Linked DNA regions of Homo sapiens: region 2 is linked to region 1. A link is a loop called in an ENCODE intact Hi-C map of the cell type or tissue named here. Cell type or tissue: PC-3. All regions are shown on one strand.

Evidence for each region. A loop is a pair of places that touch in the nucleus more often than their neighbours do. Peaks named below come from ENCODE experiments on the same cell type or tissue, not always from the same donor. Only the 100,000 strongest peaks of a DNase experiment are listed, where the experiment ranks them.
Region 2: it touches region 1 in a loop (7-fold over the local background); 12 of 110 quality-filtered maps call a loop at or near these places.

Annotation. Positions count from the first base shown.
Region 1 is chr5:39,596,977-39,604,976 of GRCh38, forward strand. No RefSeq gene overlaps it. Among named protein-coding and RNA genes, the nearest start is that of LINC02104, 81 kb to the left of the region's middle. In PC-3, a CTCF peak has its summit at 3,053; a DNase peak (open chromatin) is centred at 2,975; H3K27ac peaks cover 487 bases.
Region 2 is chr5:39,688,865-39,696,864 of GRCh38, forward strand. No RefSeq gene overlaps it. Among named protein-coding and RNA genes, the nearest start is that of LINC02104, 170 kb to the left of the region's middle. In PC-3, CTCF peaks have their summits at 3,327 (motif pointing left) and 3,545; a DNase peak (open chromatin) is centred at 3,317.

The sequences.
Region 1 (8,000 bases):
AACCCCTGCTTTTTTCTGTTTTCCATTTGCTTGGTAAATTTTCCTCCATCCCTTTATTTTGAGCCTACGTGTGTCCTTTCATGTGAGATGAGTATCTTGAATTCAGCACACTGGTGGGTCTTGTTTTTTTATCCAGCTTGCCGTTCTGTGTCTTTTAATTGGGGTGTTTAGCCCATTTACATTTAAGGTTAATATCGTTATGTGTGAATTTGATCCTATTATGATGCTAGCTGGTTATTTTGCAGACTTGTTGATATAGTTGCTTCATAGCATCATTGGTCTTTGTACTTCAGTGTGTTTTTGTAGTGACTGGTAACGGTTTTTCCTTTCCTTATTTAGTACTTCCCTCAGGAGCTCTTGCAAGGCAGACCTGGTGGTCATGAATTCCCTCAGCATTTGCTTGTCTAAAAAGGATTTTATTTCTCTTTCACTTAGTTTGGCTGGAATTCTGCGTTGGAAATTCTTTTCTTTAAGAATGTTGAATATTTGCCCCCAATCTCTTCTGGCTTGTATGGTTTCTACTGATAGGTCTGTTGTTAGACTGATGGGCTTTCTTTTGTAGGTGACTTCGCCTTTGTCCCTGCTGCCCTTAACATTTTTTCCTTCATTTTGACCTTGAAATATCTGAAGATTATGTGTCTTGGGGTTCATCTACTCATGGCATATCTTACTGGGGTTCTCTGGATTTCCTGAATTTGAATGTTGGCCTGCCTTGTTAGGTTGGGAAGTTCTCCTGGATCATATCCTGAAATATGTTTTCCAACTTGGTTCTTTTCTCCCCATCTCTTTAGGTTCCCCAATCAGTCATAGGGTCAATCTTTTTACATAATCTCACAGTTCTTGGAGGTTTTGTTCATTCCTTTTTATTCTTTTTTCTCTAATCTTCTCTGCTTGTCTTATTTCAACAAGATAGTCTTCGAGCTCTGAAATTCTTTCCTCCACTTGGTCTATTTGGTACTTCCTCCACTTGGTCTATTTGGTACTTCTTTCCTCCACTTGGTCTATTGATACTTGTGGTTGCATCGTGAAGTTCTCGTGTTGTGTTTTTTAGCTCTATCATGTCATTTATGTTCCTCTCTAAACTGGTAATTCTGATTAACACTTCCTGTAATGTTTTATCATAGTTTTTAGCTTCTTTGCACAGGGTTAGATCATGCTCCTTTAGCTCACTGAAGTTCATTTTTATCCATGTTCTGAAGCCTACTTCTCTCAGCTCATCCATCTCATCCTCTGCTCGGTTCTGTTTCCTTGCTGGAGAGTTGTTGTGACCATTTGGAAGAGAAGATGCACTCTGGCTTTTTGAGTTTTCCATGTTTTTTCAGTGATTCTTTCTCATCTTTGTGACTTTATCTAGCTTCGATCTTTGAGGCTCCTGACCTTGGGATGGGGTTTTTGTGGGGTCTTTTTTGTTGATGTTGTTGTTGCTTTCTGTTTGTCTTTTTAATAGTCAGACCCCTCTCCCATAGGGCTGTGCAATTTGCTTAGGATCCACTCCAGACTCAATTCATCTGGGTCCCTCCTGCAACTGGAAGTATCACCAATGGAGGCTGCTGAACAGCAAAGATGGCTGCCTGCTCTTTACTCTGGGAGCTCCTCCCAGAGAGGCTGATGCCAATGGAACGCTTCTGTATAGGTTTCTGGTGACCACTGTATCTGGTGTCTGGTGACCCCTCTTGGGGGAAGGTCTCGCCCAGTCAGGAGGCACGGGTTCAGGGGCCCGTTTAACAAAGCACTTTGATTGCCCCTTGGTGGAGGGAGTGTGCTGTGCTGGGGGGGAATCCCACTAATCCAGACGGCCCAGATTCCTCAAAGCCAGCAGGGGAAAGACTAAGTCTGCTGACCTGTGGAGAACATGGCTGCCCCTCCCCCGCAGGGGCTCCATCCCAGGGAAATCAGAGTTCTGTCCATAAACCCCTGGCTGGAGTTGCTGAAATTCCTGCAGGAAGGCCTCACCCAGTGAGGAGGGATGGGTCAGGGTCCAGCCTAAAGAGGCAGTCCGGCTATTATCTGCCACAGCCACTGTGCTGCGCTCTGGGGAATTCCTCCTGGGTCCAAGTCTCCCCTGCACCAGCAGGGGACGAACAGCAGATGGGAGCTGCAGTGGTGGCACCCGCCCCTCCCCGCGGGAACTTGGTAGTCTTAGGCAGTCTCCAACTGAGTGGCTGCTAAGAATCTACACAGCTCTGTGCTTGAGATCCAAGGCCCTGGTGGCATGGCTTACGATGGGGGTCTCCTCATTAACAGGTTGCACAGATCCGTGGGAAATGCGTGGTTTCCTGGGCAAGGTAGCACAATCACTCACCACCTGCCTTGGCTACAGTGGGAGCTCCTCTTGCCATGCGGCTCCCAGGTGGGCCATTGGTCCACCCCGATTTTCCTCTCTCTCCATGGGTTGCACCAACTGTCTAGTCAGTCCCAATGAGAGAAGTTGCTGGTGTAGGATTCACTCGCCATTTTTGTTTTCAGTGGGAGACTCTGACCACAGCTGTTTCTAGTCAGCCATTTTGGCCCCTCCCGGATTGCTAGTTTTGAATGAACTTGTCAGAGTTAGAAATCATAGTAAGCTAAGTAGTTTACATAAATGTGACTGCAGATAAAATTTTAATTTCAGATTTTCGATGCTAGCAGCATTCTCACAATGATCAAGAATGATATTTGCTACTGGAGTCACATTACTCAAGTTCAATATGAATCGTATTTAGAGAGTAGATTTTGGTACAAGAAAAGACAACCTCTTACTGAGCTTGTAGTGTATTCTAGACGCTGTGCTGAGCGCTTTGCTGTATTCTGTTACTTAACCCCGTGGAGTAAGCACTACTGATAACCTTGCTTACAGATAAAGGAATGGTGGCTCTGAGAAGCACACAGCTAGTAAGTGACAAAGCAAGGGGTCAAAGGTCAGTAGGACGTCAGAACTCTTGCTTTTAATCATGACTCAGTCTTGCCTCTCTAGTGCTTGGGCAATAAAGTTTTAGAGATGAAATATGTACAAATTAAAGAATTTAATGCAAAAACTGAAATCATCTTGCAGTTACCTATTTTTACCCCTAGGTGACACTTTTGCATTTAAAAGGTAAACTACAAATGGCAACTGAGAATTAGATTAATTTGGAAGTAAAACACTTAAAAAAATATGTATATATACATACAAATGTATATGCTCATGGCTGTGTGAATTTCGAGTAATGATAAAAATTGCCCTCAGAAGGTACTTTCTGTTAACTTTCCTATATGTGTTATAACATTAATTGCTCAAGTTTATGTAAAGTGTTTTTTATGGAACATCTGTATCAGAAAAGTTGGGTGTTTAAAATACAGATTTCTGCTTGGGCTTTACCTCAAACTGAAAGAATCAGAATTTGTGGAGGTGCAGGTCCAAGAATTTGTATTTTTGAACAAGCACCAAGTGATTCTTCTACATAATACAATTTAAGAACCATTGCTTAACTGTGTAATATCTAAATCTTCCTGTCATTAGAGTCAGTTGGGGGAAATTTAATAAAATACAGTTACCTCATCCCCACTCAGAAAAATCTCAGAATTTCCAAGGGCACAGCCCAGGAATTTAGGTTAAAAATGCCCTGATTCCAATGTATAACCAGGGTTGCACAGTGGAGAAGCAGGCACGGTGGTATTCACTTTCCTTCAGTGGTCGTGACCACTTTCCTTCAGTTTGCTAGAATTGGAGCCACTGCTGACACAATTTTATCTGATTACACTGTCTACTGCATTTGCTGCTTTCACTTAAAGCTATATCTATATACATCCATACATAATATACCTTTTATGGTGTAGTGTTGTTTCATTATGTTATTCATGTTTATTGCAAAAAAAATCCCATGCATAAATGGAAAGATGATAACAAAGGCTATTTCCCACAATCCAGAAAAAAAACTACTTTCAATTTGATATCCTTCTAGTCCTTATGTTTTCTGTTTATTTTTACTTAAAAGATTTTGTGAAAATATTGGGATCATACCATGTAGACAACTTTATATACTGCTATACAACATCTTTTATGAAAATTTCTTCTGATCGCCAAAAATTCTCTGAAAACAATTTGCACTGGCTGCCTACTCTTCCATTGATTGGATACACCATAATAAAAACATTCATTCTTTTTCACATGGTAAGTCATTTATTTATAATAGTTAAATGGCCAATATTACAGTAAATAATAATTCAATAGCATTTTATATTGTTTAATTTAATTAGTGATGTGCTAGTTTCTTAGAAAATAGCTTTATGCCTTAGGAGAAAGGTCAAGGAAAAGCTGCAACTAGGTCATTTATTTTTTATTTTTTGTTTTTTTTTTGAGATGGAGTCTGGGCTCTGTTGCCCAGGCTGGAATGCAGTGGCGCAATCTTGGCTCGCTGCAACCTTCGCCTCCTGGGTTCAAGCTGTTCTCTGCCTCAACCTCCCGAGTAGCTGGGATTACAGGCGCCTGCCACCACACCTGGCTATTTTTTTTTTTTTTTTGAGATGGAGTCTCTCTCTGTCGCCCAGGCTGGAATGCAGCCGCGCGATCTCGGCTCACTGCAAGCTCCGCTTCCCGGGTTCACGCAGTTCTCCTGCCTCAGCCTCCCGAGTAGCTGGGGCTACAGGCGCCCGCCACCAAGCCCGGCTAATGTTTGTATTTTCAGTAGAGACGGGGTTTCACTGTGTTAACCAGGATGGTCTTGATCTCCTGACCTCGTGATCCGCCCTCCTGGGCCTCCCAAAGTCCTGGGATTACAGGCGTGAGACACCGTGCCTGGCCTTTTTTTTTTTTTTTTTTTTTTTTTTTTTTTTTAGTAGAGATGGGGTTTCACCATCTTGGCCAGGCTGGTCTTGAACTCCTGACCTCGTGATCCACCTGCATTGGCCTCCCAAAGTGCTGGTATTACAGGCGTGAGCCACCGTGCCCAGCCAGCTAGGTCATTTTAGATGTACCCCTGGCTCTGAGTTAGCACTAAATGCACATGTTCTGCTGGTGAAATGTCCAGGGTACCATCTATGTTACTAACTAGCATCATCTTACCAATAAGGGACAACTTTCTCACAACCTCTGATTGAGTTTCTTCTTCCACGCCCTTTGTATATAATTTTCATGACATAATAAAAATAATAATGTAGTTGAGATAGACAAATAGTTGACTACAAAATTTAACTACTGCTACAGAATGTTACCTGAATCCTAACCATAATAGCTTTATGTATTCAGCATTTTTTTTTTTTTTTGAGACAGGGTCTCACTCTGTTGCCCAGACTGGATGCAGTGGTGCAATGTCGGCTCACCACAACCTCTGCCTCCCAGGCTCAGGCAATTCTCCTGCCTCAGCCTCCTTAGTAGCTGGGATTACAGGTGCACGCCACTACTGCCTGGCTAATTTTTGTATTTTTAGTAGAAATGGGGGTTTCACCATGTTGGTCAGGCTGGTCTCAAACTTCTGACCTCAAATGATCCACCTGCCTTGGCTTCCCAAAGTGCTGGGATTATGGGCATGAGCCACTGCACCAGCCTATCAGATCTTTAAACACCTCCAATGACGATCTTTATTTATCATATTATGGATACACGTCTTTTCACACACATGTTGCAAATATTTCCCAGTACATTGTTTTTCTATGAACTTTGTTAATTTTTAAAAATTTTTGACCCAAAAGCTTTTCATTTTGACTCGGCAGATTCAATAATCTTTTTATTTTCAGCTTTTTCCCTTGTTGTCATGAGATAAAAGATTGCTTCCTATCTCATGGTAACCTCCAGTTTCATCTATGTTCTTCTCCAATATTGTATTAGAAAATGGTTCAAACATAGAAAACATGAAGAAATTTTACAGTATAAATCTATATCCCCACCATCTAGATTCTACAGTAATATTATACTATACTGACTTTTTAAATGTATCTGTACATCTTTCCATCCCTTTATCCATCACATCAATCACTTTTATGCATTTTGAAGTGGGCCATAGACATCAGTTATGTCTCTCAACTGCTTCAATGTGCATACCATATGTATTTGGTGTGTGTGTATGTATACATATACAATTATATATAAATATACACACACAGAAAAAACTACATATCTTTCTTTTTGCATATGGTTTTAGTTACCTATGGCTGCTGAAACAAATTACCACAAACTGGGTGGTTTAAAACAACACAATTCTGGAGGCAGGAGGCATGAAATCAGTTTCACTGGGCTGAAGGTGTGGGCAGGTAGGCAAGGCTGGTTCCTTCTGGAGGTTCAGGGGAGAAGTTGTTTCCATGCCTTTTCCAGCTCCTGGAGGCTGCGTGCTTCCTTAGCCTGTGATCCTTTCCTCACAACACTCTGGTCTTTTCCTTCCATTGTCACAGCTCCATCTCTTCTGTAGTCAAATCTTCCTCTGCGTCCCTCTTATAAGAACACTTGTGATTGCATATAGGACATCCCTAGGTATTCCAGGATAATCTCCCCATCTCAAACTCTTTAACTTAATCACCTTGTGAAGTCCCTTTTGCAATATACAGTAACATTCTCAGGTTCCAAAGATTAGAACCTGGGTATATTTAGAGATATTATTCATCCAGTCACACATACAAATACTTACGTCACCTTTTTTAATAGCATGAGGTAAAAAATCTGACTTAATTTTCCCAAATAATTGCCCAAATTATTAAAAATATAAATATAAATTATTTAATATTTAAGAAGTTTCAAGTTTGTTACTTTTATCACACAAAGTTCCTTGCTTTTTCTCCATGCCCTGGACTCTTCTAAAGTCAACAATGACAAAATATTATAATGATTTGATTTATTGAATCTAATTCTAAATGTTTTGTTCAGCAAAATTTATTTAAATTTGGATAAAAGAGGTAATAAAATGGAAGACTATAAGTTGGTTGTTGTAGAAAAATGACTACCGAATTCCCATATACTAATTTATTCTCTGCCAGAATATTTACATCAGAAAATTATTTTATGAGAATGAGCTATTTGAAGTTATATGTGGAATGTAAGAATTAACAATAAGAAAGAGACAGAGAAATAACACCCACTGAACTCTGACAAATATTAAATGATAAGCCACTAAGAAAAATGACAAATCAGGATTAGAAACAAGCCAGAAAAGGTAAAAAATATTTATGTCAAAATCTTCGTGCCAATTTTAACCAGTGTCAGGCACCAAAATTTGAGAATTATCTTTGAGAGTTATCTTCCTTTCAGTAAAGGCAACACTGGCAGTTAAACATCATTTTTACTTGTGGACAACTTATGGAATTAATAATATTCAACTATTTTAATTGAAACAAAACTTTTGGCATTGTAATATAGTTGTTAACCTTTGGTAAATGAACCTATAATTTTGCCAACGGAACACATTACTTGATACATCCTCCACGTTGAGCTTGTCAGGCCCATTTCTAGAGAGTGGGTTGCCAATTAACTGGTTACATAAAGTATACTTTTTTATTTTAAAAAAATAATGCATTTGTTCCTATGGCCACACCCTAAATAAAGGAGTTTCCATTTAAAGATTTCTTTGTAACTGCTAGTCTAAACTGTGGAACTATTTCTTAATGTGCTTGTAAATTAATTTGAATAAATTCTCCACGTCTGTCTTTATAAGTGGGCTTTATTTTTACAGCTGTTTTAGATTCACAGGAAAACTGAGCAGGAAGTACAGAGAGTTCTCATATACACTCTGTCCTTCACCCCACCCCATACGCAGCCTCGCGGAATATCAACACCCTGCACCAGAGTGGTAGATTTGTCTTACTCTGTGACTGTACACTCTCACATCATTATCACTCAAAGCCTAGTGTTTACATGAGAGTTCCCTCTTGCTATTGCACATGCTATGGGTTTTGACAAACATATAATAACAGGCATCCACCATTGTAGTACCACACAGAAGAGCTTCACTGCCCTAAAAATCCTTGCACCCTGTTGATTTATGCCTTCCTTCTCCTAATCTTTAGCAACCACAGATCTTTTTTCCCACCTCCATGGTTTTGTTTTTTTCCAGAATGTC
Region 2 (8,000 bases), 92 kb after region 1:
GTTTTGATGCATTTGTATGGCACATTTTTTATAATTAATGAGCCAATGTTGGTATATTATTATTAGCTGAAGTCTATAGTTTAGTTTAGTACCACTAAACTAATGCAATATGTAAATAATAGGGTTGTATGGCTGTGTTTGTCAGGAGATTTGTAGGAAGTTCCTGTAGTTTCAGCTCAATTTTTCTGTAATTCTGAAATTGCTCTCAGAAATAAACTATATTCATTTAAAAATCACAAAGCAATAATATAAGGATGGTTGATGCCTATGTTCTGACTTGAAGATTTTTAATGCGTTGTTAAGTGAGAAAGCTGGTCAAAGATCAACATATATAAGTTGACTTGTAAAAACAATACGAAAGCACTCTGTATTTTTTATTGTGATTATATGAAAATGAAAAAATACACACCAGGCGATTGGCCTGTTTATTTGGATACAGATGAATGTTCGGGAGAGAGAGAAGAAAAAATGGCCTTTTAAAAATGGAAAAATACATGTTCTGTTATGCTAAACAGCAGTGAAATATACATACATATTTCTATTTTATCATTAAAACAAATGATAATAAATACAACAAATATAAAATTGAATCGCACCATTCTCTCTAATTATGGTAAACCTCTAAGCTCAGACTTTTAAAAGATTTTTTCTAAGCTCAGACATTTTAGATTTGTCCTTAAAAAAAAAACAAATGTGAAGGAAAGCTTCAGTGATATAGGAAAAAATCATTTATGTTTAAAAAGAACTTATGAAGACTGCATTTCAGGACCATATCACTACAGACTCAAAAATATATTTTAAAACTTGAAGTTACCACAGAGTTATCCACAGAGCTTGGATTTAATCAGTAATTTATGCAAATCACTTATTTTTTCTACATGATACTTGCAATCTGGGGGAGCTGCAAAGAAACTTGGTCTATGGGAAATTAATTTAATATGCTAGTGAAATATTTTTTTAAAGATACTAATTTTGCTAGACAAGACAGAGAATTATGAGGCAGAAGTTTTACTCTTCCCCAAGAAAAGTGAAGTAAAATAATAAGAAAATAAAATCTTCATTATTTTAAGTGGCTTATCATCTTCTTTATGCTAAATAAACATTTTTCAGTGTAAGTCTTAGAATGAAATATCAGTACTTGAGAGGACTTACTGTCATCACAGGGACCTTCCTCACCCTAACAGAGCAGTAGTTGCCTAGCCTGAAGGTTATAGGTGAGAACAATCACAAGGGGTAAGAGAGGATAATGTTTCCTGCTTCTGTTTACAGTCTCCAGCCCTAAAGTTTTACACACTGATCATGAGTCAATACTCCAACAGATTCTGCCACAAGGGATTATGAGGATGAGTTGATAAAGAGTGTTGGGAGATGAGATGGGTGCCAGTGGGAAGCAGATTCTTACAAATAGGGAAAGAAATAATCATTGGAGGGTAAGACAGAATTTGGAGCTGAATCATACCCCTCTCCCTACCTGAGATGTTTGTACATAAAATTTCATTTGATAGGCATTAAAATATTTTGTGATTGACAGAGCTGGTTTTCAACAATCATTGATAGAGCTCTTTTTTGCTTGGGTTAAAAGCAAAATTGACTTCCTAAAACTTTCTCATCTTTTCTCAGATTGGAATAATTGCCCACGTTGCCCTCAATTCAACAGCCCACAGAAACAGATGTGTTATAAGACAGGCAAAAATGTGTGCCTGCTGTTGGTAGTTTGCTCCAAAATAAAGAAGGTGCCAAACTCACAGGCAGTTACTTCTTCCAACCTCCCAAGTTGGGTGAGAAGGTAAAAAGGGTGGTCATAAATTTAACTTTCATGAATATTCCCTCATGGCAGATGAGAAGTGGGACCAGGATTCCCTCAACAGCAAGAGTGTAAAAACTTAGTGAGATGATAGTGTTAGTTATCATACATGTTACACTCTATAAACAAATAAGTAAACAGGAACAGGTAAGGATTTCTTTTTTTTTTTTTTTGAGACGGAATCTCACTCTGTCACTCAGGCTGGAGTGCAGTGGAGCAATCTTGGCTCACTGCAAGCTCTGCCTCCTGGGTTCACGCCATTCTCCTGCCTCAGCCTCCCTAGTAGCTGGGACTACAGGCGCCCACCACCATGCCCGGCTAATTTTTTGTATTTATAGTAAAGACGGGGTTTCACCATGTTAGTCAGGATGGTCTCGATCTCCTGACTTCGTGATCCTCCCGCCTCGGCCTCCCAAAGTGCTGGGATTACAGGCGTGAGCCACCGTGCCTGGCCAAGGATTTCTAATATAAAAGTAACTTTGTAAAACACTACATATTTTATATCACTTCAGCATTCTAATTCAGTATGATTCAGTTCATTGCAATTTAATGCTATTTATTAGCTACTTTTAAAAGTAACTTTTGTAAAACATTAAATATTTTATAACATTTCAGCATTCTAATTCAGTATGATTCAGTTCATTGCAATTTAATGCTATTTATCAGCTACCACAGCAGGCACTGAAGATTTAGAGGTGAATAGAACAGGCTCTCACCGCTGAAGGAATTTGTAACTTGTTTACCTTTTTTCAGTATAGTTACCAAATCATTTGAAAGAATTTTTTAAAAAATGTTTATCACCACTTTCAAGTTTTGAGTTTTCTTGGAGCCATACCCTGAAATGGCATGCAGGGGCATGAAGACAAGTCAAGTAGCAGCACAGGCCTAATACCAGCCTCCTCTCTGGAGCTCTGGAGTTAGCGCGGCCCCTAGAGTGTTGGGAAAGATTGGATCACAACTACCTCAATCAGTCATTGAATGTGGGCCTTCTTAGGAAAGACCTGTCCTTGGGTAAGCTGATGCTTCAGATGAGGCAGTCCTTGAAGTGGCTGACAGCGGCAGGCTGTCTGCTGGCCACATTCCCTGCAGCTGGCAGCACGACCTTTCTCAAAAGGGATCAAAGTGGTACATCTTCATGTTTATCAGAGTCTACACGTGCACTGCTTGGATCTAGTTACATATATGGGGAGAACTCCACTAGGCTTCTGATGCTACAGCCCGGTCTACTGGAGCTAACTTTGGGGCCACAACCAGTTGTCACAGGCTACCTCCTTCACCATCCATTCTAGATTTCCCTTATTTCAGGGAACACCGTTGCTGGTCTCAGTGGCTTACCCGTTGTCATGTCTTTACACAATATCCTTAAGAGGGTCTGAGCCCATGGTCACCATGGCTTCTCAGACTGTGATTGCTGCATTTGTCCATTTAATATCACAAAAGGGCAAGTTAGTAACAAGAGATGCCCAGTGTGAGACCAAACATAGTCCTCCTTGCCTCCAGCATGTAATAGCATCCCTATCTCCCTCCAGTGGTCAATCTTAATTACTGTCCAACATTCTAGCGCTTTTCACCTGCTGCTACCTGCCTAAAATACCTGGAGAACAGCCATAACTTACAGATGCATAGGGCTGTTTCTGTGTCTTCTGGATGAAATGTCCCCTCTTAGTAAGGACCATGAACTCTTTACTCTGGAGAGGCTATATTTGGGATGAGAAGCACAAATTCCCCAAGTGGGTAATTGTAAGTGAGAATAAGTGTGACCACTCCTGTTTCTACCTCTCTGTTACTGGACCCCTGTATTCTGGATGCAAAGCACCATGCAAAGTTCTGTGACTCAAATGTATACTGCATCTTAGAGTATGTAGACATCATCCCCAAAAAGAATTATATCTGAGCTGATGTTTCACCTATGCCTTCAGGAGGCTGTTCCAGAATGTGGTGAGACCAGTAGGTTCTGGATAGTCTGATATGTGATATGATCCATGAATCTCATGGCCACGGACCCCCACCCACATAGTCTTTGCTATAAAGTGGGCTTCTAGATTTGTGATGTTATGTGGGAAGGCATACTAGTAGATCAAACATGTTACAAGCCCTTGGGTAGTGGTGGTAGTTTGGATCCTATTAGCAGGAAAGAAAAACTCATACCCCAAATATTTATCTATTTCTATCAAACAAATATTTCTATCAAACAAAAATATTTCTATCAAAACAAATAGCCGGCCTGTGCACTAGTGAATAATGATGCAAGTTGGTTTCCTCAAGGAATGGTGGCATATTGTTGAGGGTTCAGCACTGTTTGTTGTTGGTAGGTTAGGTGTTCAGTGGTGGCAGTAGCTCTATCAACCTTGGTTCATCTTTACCACTGTGGCCATCTTTTGATGTGCTTATCGTGCCAGCACTGGGGTGGCCAATGAGAGATGCTGGCTGACATCAACTAGCCAAATCATTTTGTGTGCTTGTGATTTAGTGCCTTTATTGTGATGGTAAATCTCTTGTAGGAGCTAGCATATGACACAAAAAATATTCATCTTTAGCCCCTCCTCCAGTAGGTCTAGCAATATACTTCTACTTCAGTTATTTTTTCCTGGGTTTCCCAATCTTTCTCTGTTCCCAGCCCTTGACCAGCTAGCTAAATCATCTGCTATTGCCCATGAGTCCTCTCCTTGGATATGGTGTTTTTGGTTTGGTACCTGACCAGGTGTAGAAAGGAGAATTTTATAGGCTTCCACTTGACATTCCTCACTGTGACATCTCTCATGCCACAGGTTCTGATTCCAAAACAAGGGCTCTTTCAACTCCGTAGTATGTCTATGTCAATTATCATTCAGGTGTCAAATGAGAATCTGGGTGACACGCCTCTGTGTCCATCACAAACACCTAGTGAAATTATCTGAATTCAGTGAATATTATGCTAATTTGTAGAGGATTTATATTTTGACGCACATGTCCTATGGCCCTAATAAAGGTAATAAACTAAGTTTCTAAGGATTCCTCTTTGTGAATAATTTCTGATTTAACCTCTTCTCTCTTTTTTCTCTTTATCCATGCGATTAAAATTATCTTTACCCTTCTAGCAAATCTGTGCATTCATGATCCAGATCCTAAGTTAATAACACTGTTTTTTTTTTAAGACCAGTCATACATATTCCCTTGGCTCTAAATCTTTCAATAGCTCCATAGACTTTCAGAATATTAAACAAAGAATTAGTTGCACTAGATCAACCAAGAAAGTTTAAGTTTATGAACATTGGTACATAAATATTACATTTATGAGCATTGGCAGTGAAAAGAAGGGAAACATTAAGAAAAATTGAGAAATAAACTATGCAAGCTCTTATAACTAATGTGTGATGCACAAGGGAGAAAAGTTGTGAATGATGCTGAGATTTCTAGCTTGACTTCAATAGATTCTAATGTTGCGCTCCATGAAAGAGAATAAAACGTGTATAAAAGTTGTTTACTTATAGGTGTTAAGCTCTTTTCTTAGACTCTGATCTATCTGGTAAATGCACTAACACATCTTTGTACTCTTCACAGGATTTACTATAACATACTGTATGTAAAATGAGTCTCAAAAAAGTATTTGATTTATGTGTGGGTAAATGTGGACTATCAGAATCTTATCCACAGTGCTACAAATCTGCTGAGGTTACTGGAGCCAAGGAGAAACAAGTCAGAGTAAAAAAGCTTTTTCAAAAATCCTGATGTTTAGATACATGGGCAAGCAAGCCATGTTATATTACTAATATCAAGGCAAGCATTAGTATTTCCTCCCCTTATGCCTTCACATTCCCCAGAAGAGAATTTCTACTTTCTTTAAAGACTCTTTTTAATGTTTATGTGAATAAGTTGGTGGCCAGGTAAGGAAAAGAGAAACTTGTTCACCAGACCCATGAATTGTACTAGAAAAAATGTACATATCTCATGGGATTGTAAATTAAAGTGCAGACCTTTTTCCCTCAGTCGTCACCTACGTATAACTACTTGTATATCTCATGTGTGGTCAATCTTCTCCATTTTGTATTTGGAGACAAGGGAGCAAATGATAAAGGAGGATGACAAAATTCTAGCTAGAAATGATAGCAGACAAGAGCAGCGATTCTGAAAACTAAAGTGGAAAGCAACACAGAACCTCCTATTGGCATTGTTAGGACCCAACAGAGCATCCAGGGTTGTAGGGGATATCACATTAAGAACTTGTGAATAATGTGATATCCCCTATAACTGTCCAACTCGGAGTCTAGGCAGACTGGCTCTTCATTAGTGGGAACTGACAAGCCATTTGGCACTGAAAAGACATCAGAGAGGAAGAACAAAACCCTGCCTTGGGCAATGGCATCACTGAGGAGCACTAATTCACTTAGCCTGGGACTGCTAGATTTTTCTTTTGTTTGCACCAGCATATGGGCAATATTATTAGAATAGCTGTTTTGCTCTTCTGCGTCTGTTGCTAACACAAATAAAACCTTTCTGGTCACCTTATTTATACCTTCTGCTCACATGACAAAGATAATGATTTTCAGTCTTCTCAAGGCACATCTCATAGCAACACATGGTTGTTATTGTAAATAGGTTAGTTTAACTCTACTGGCTCACCAAGATGTGAAGTTCAGCTCATTGCCCACGCAAGCACAGCTACAGGCTTGGAACGAGATCTCAGGGAAGAAATGCATTGCAAAAAAGAAAATCCCTTAAATGGGATATATGAGGACAGAAGAAAGGGAATTAATTGGTACTGTGAAACTTAAAAATGGTAATAAATTATGATACAGCGTTGGCAACATTAATGCAAAAATAGTAATAATGAACAGCATTTCTGTTGTTGTTTTATAGTTTATTGAGCAGAAAAAATAAGGATTTTATATATTAAAAACAAATTGTTCACTGAGGAATACTCAAATTCTTTAAGTTAGTTAAGGGTTGAGCTAACCCTGAGACTTAATGATCCTTATAGTTTGCCTACTGCTTTTTTTTTTCCTATAAAGCAATTCTATCCCTTAAAATAAAAGCCAAGCCAAATAAATGTAAAAGATAACAATAGAAATGGAAATTCTCTCTATCTTATTAGGCCTGTGCTGCACATTTCTTTGCCTATGTTCATTAATAATATAAAAAGAGTGCATATGTCATGGTATCTGTCTAATACGAAGATCATCAAGCTCATGTCACCATTGGGCTAGAGGTCCGATTAATGCCAAAAACACAGAACACATAGAAAAGATCATCCGTGTGTAATTGTAACATCCTGGAAGCTGATGTGCTGTCTTCTCTGTAAAAATCTATTACATTTTGGGAGAAGGCGTCAGTATGAAAAATCATCCCGCCACCACTTACTTGACCAAGAGTTAAATGGAAGAAGAAACTTTGCTCCCTTGAGAAAAAATATTTACAACACACCAAACATTTTTTTTTATTAGACACAAAGTATCAAGCACAAAGGCATGGAAGGAAAAATCAGCAAGACATTGAATTATTCTCATTCTGCTGCCTCGCTATTCCGCCCCATTTTCTGTATTTCTCTTTCTTTGTTCCTTCTCCTTTTTCCTCCCCTGGCCTCTGCTGCCTACTCACCTTCCACCCCCTTCATTCCCTCCGCTATCTTCTCTTTTTGCCTATATCCTCCATCTCCTTCCTAAATTTCTGGGAAGGTGAAAGGAGCTATGTAGTATAATGGTTATATGTGTATGTAACGCCTATGTCTGCCTATTTTTAAGTTATTGTTTTTAATATTGTTTTTAATTAATTATATTTTTAAGTGAATTCAAACCTATGGTTATTGGATAGTCTACTGTGCTGCACTTTATACTTGCTTTTTGTCTGTTTTATTTCACGCTTAGATCAGTTATCTCAGCTATGTGATCGAGCTTGACTAAAATGTCAGTATGCAATGAATGATAAACTTGATTATTATCAAAACCTGGTGAAAAATACATGCACTCTATGTCATTAATGACATGATAATTAAATATCTTATGTTCATATTTAAAATAATGCATTTTATACATGTATATCCATATATATGAGGATAAAAAAAAGAAAGGATAATTAAATCAAAAGTCTTGGAGTATTTTTAATGCTTAGAAAATAAAATACTATCTTTCTTCATAAGTAAAAGCATTTTGACCATTGAACTTCCAAGTTTAGAGTCTAACCCCTTGGTTAAATGGCATAGTTTACAGACAGGCTTTTTAGC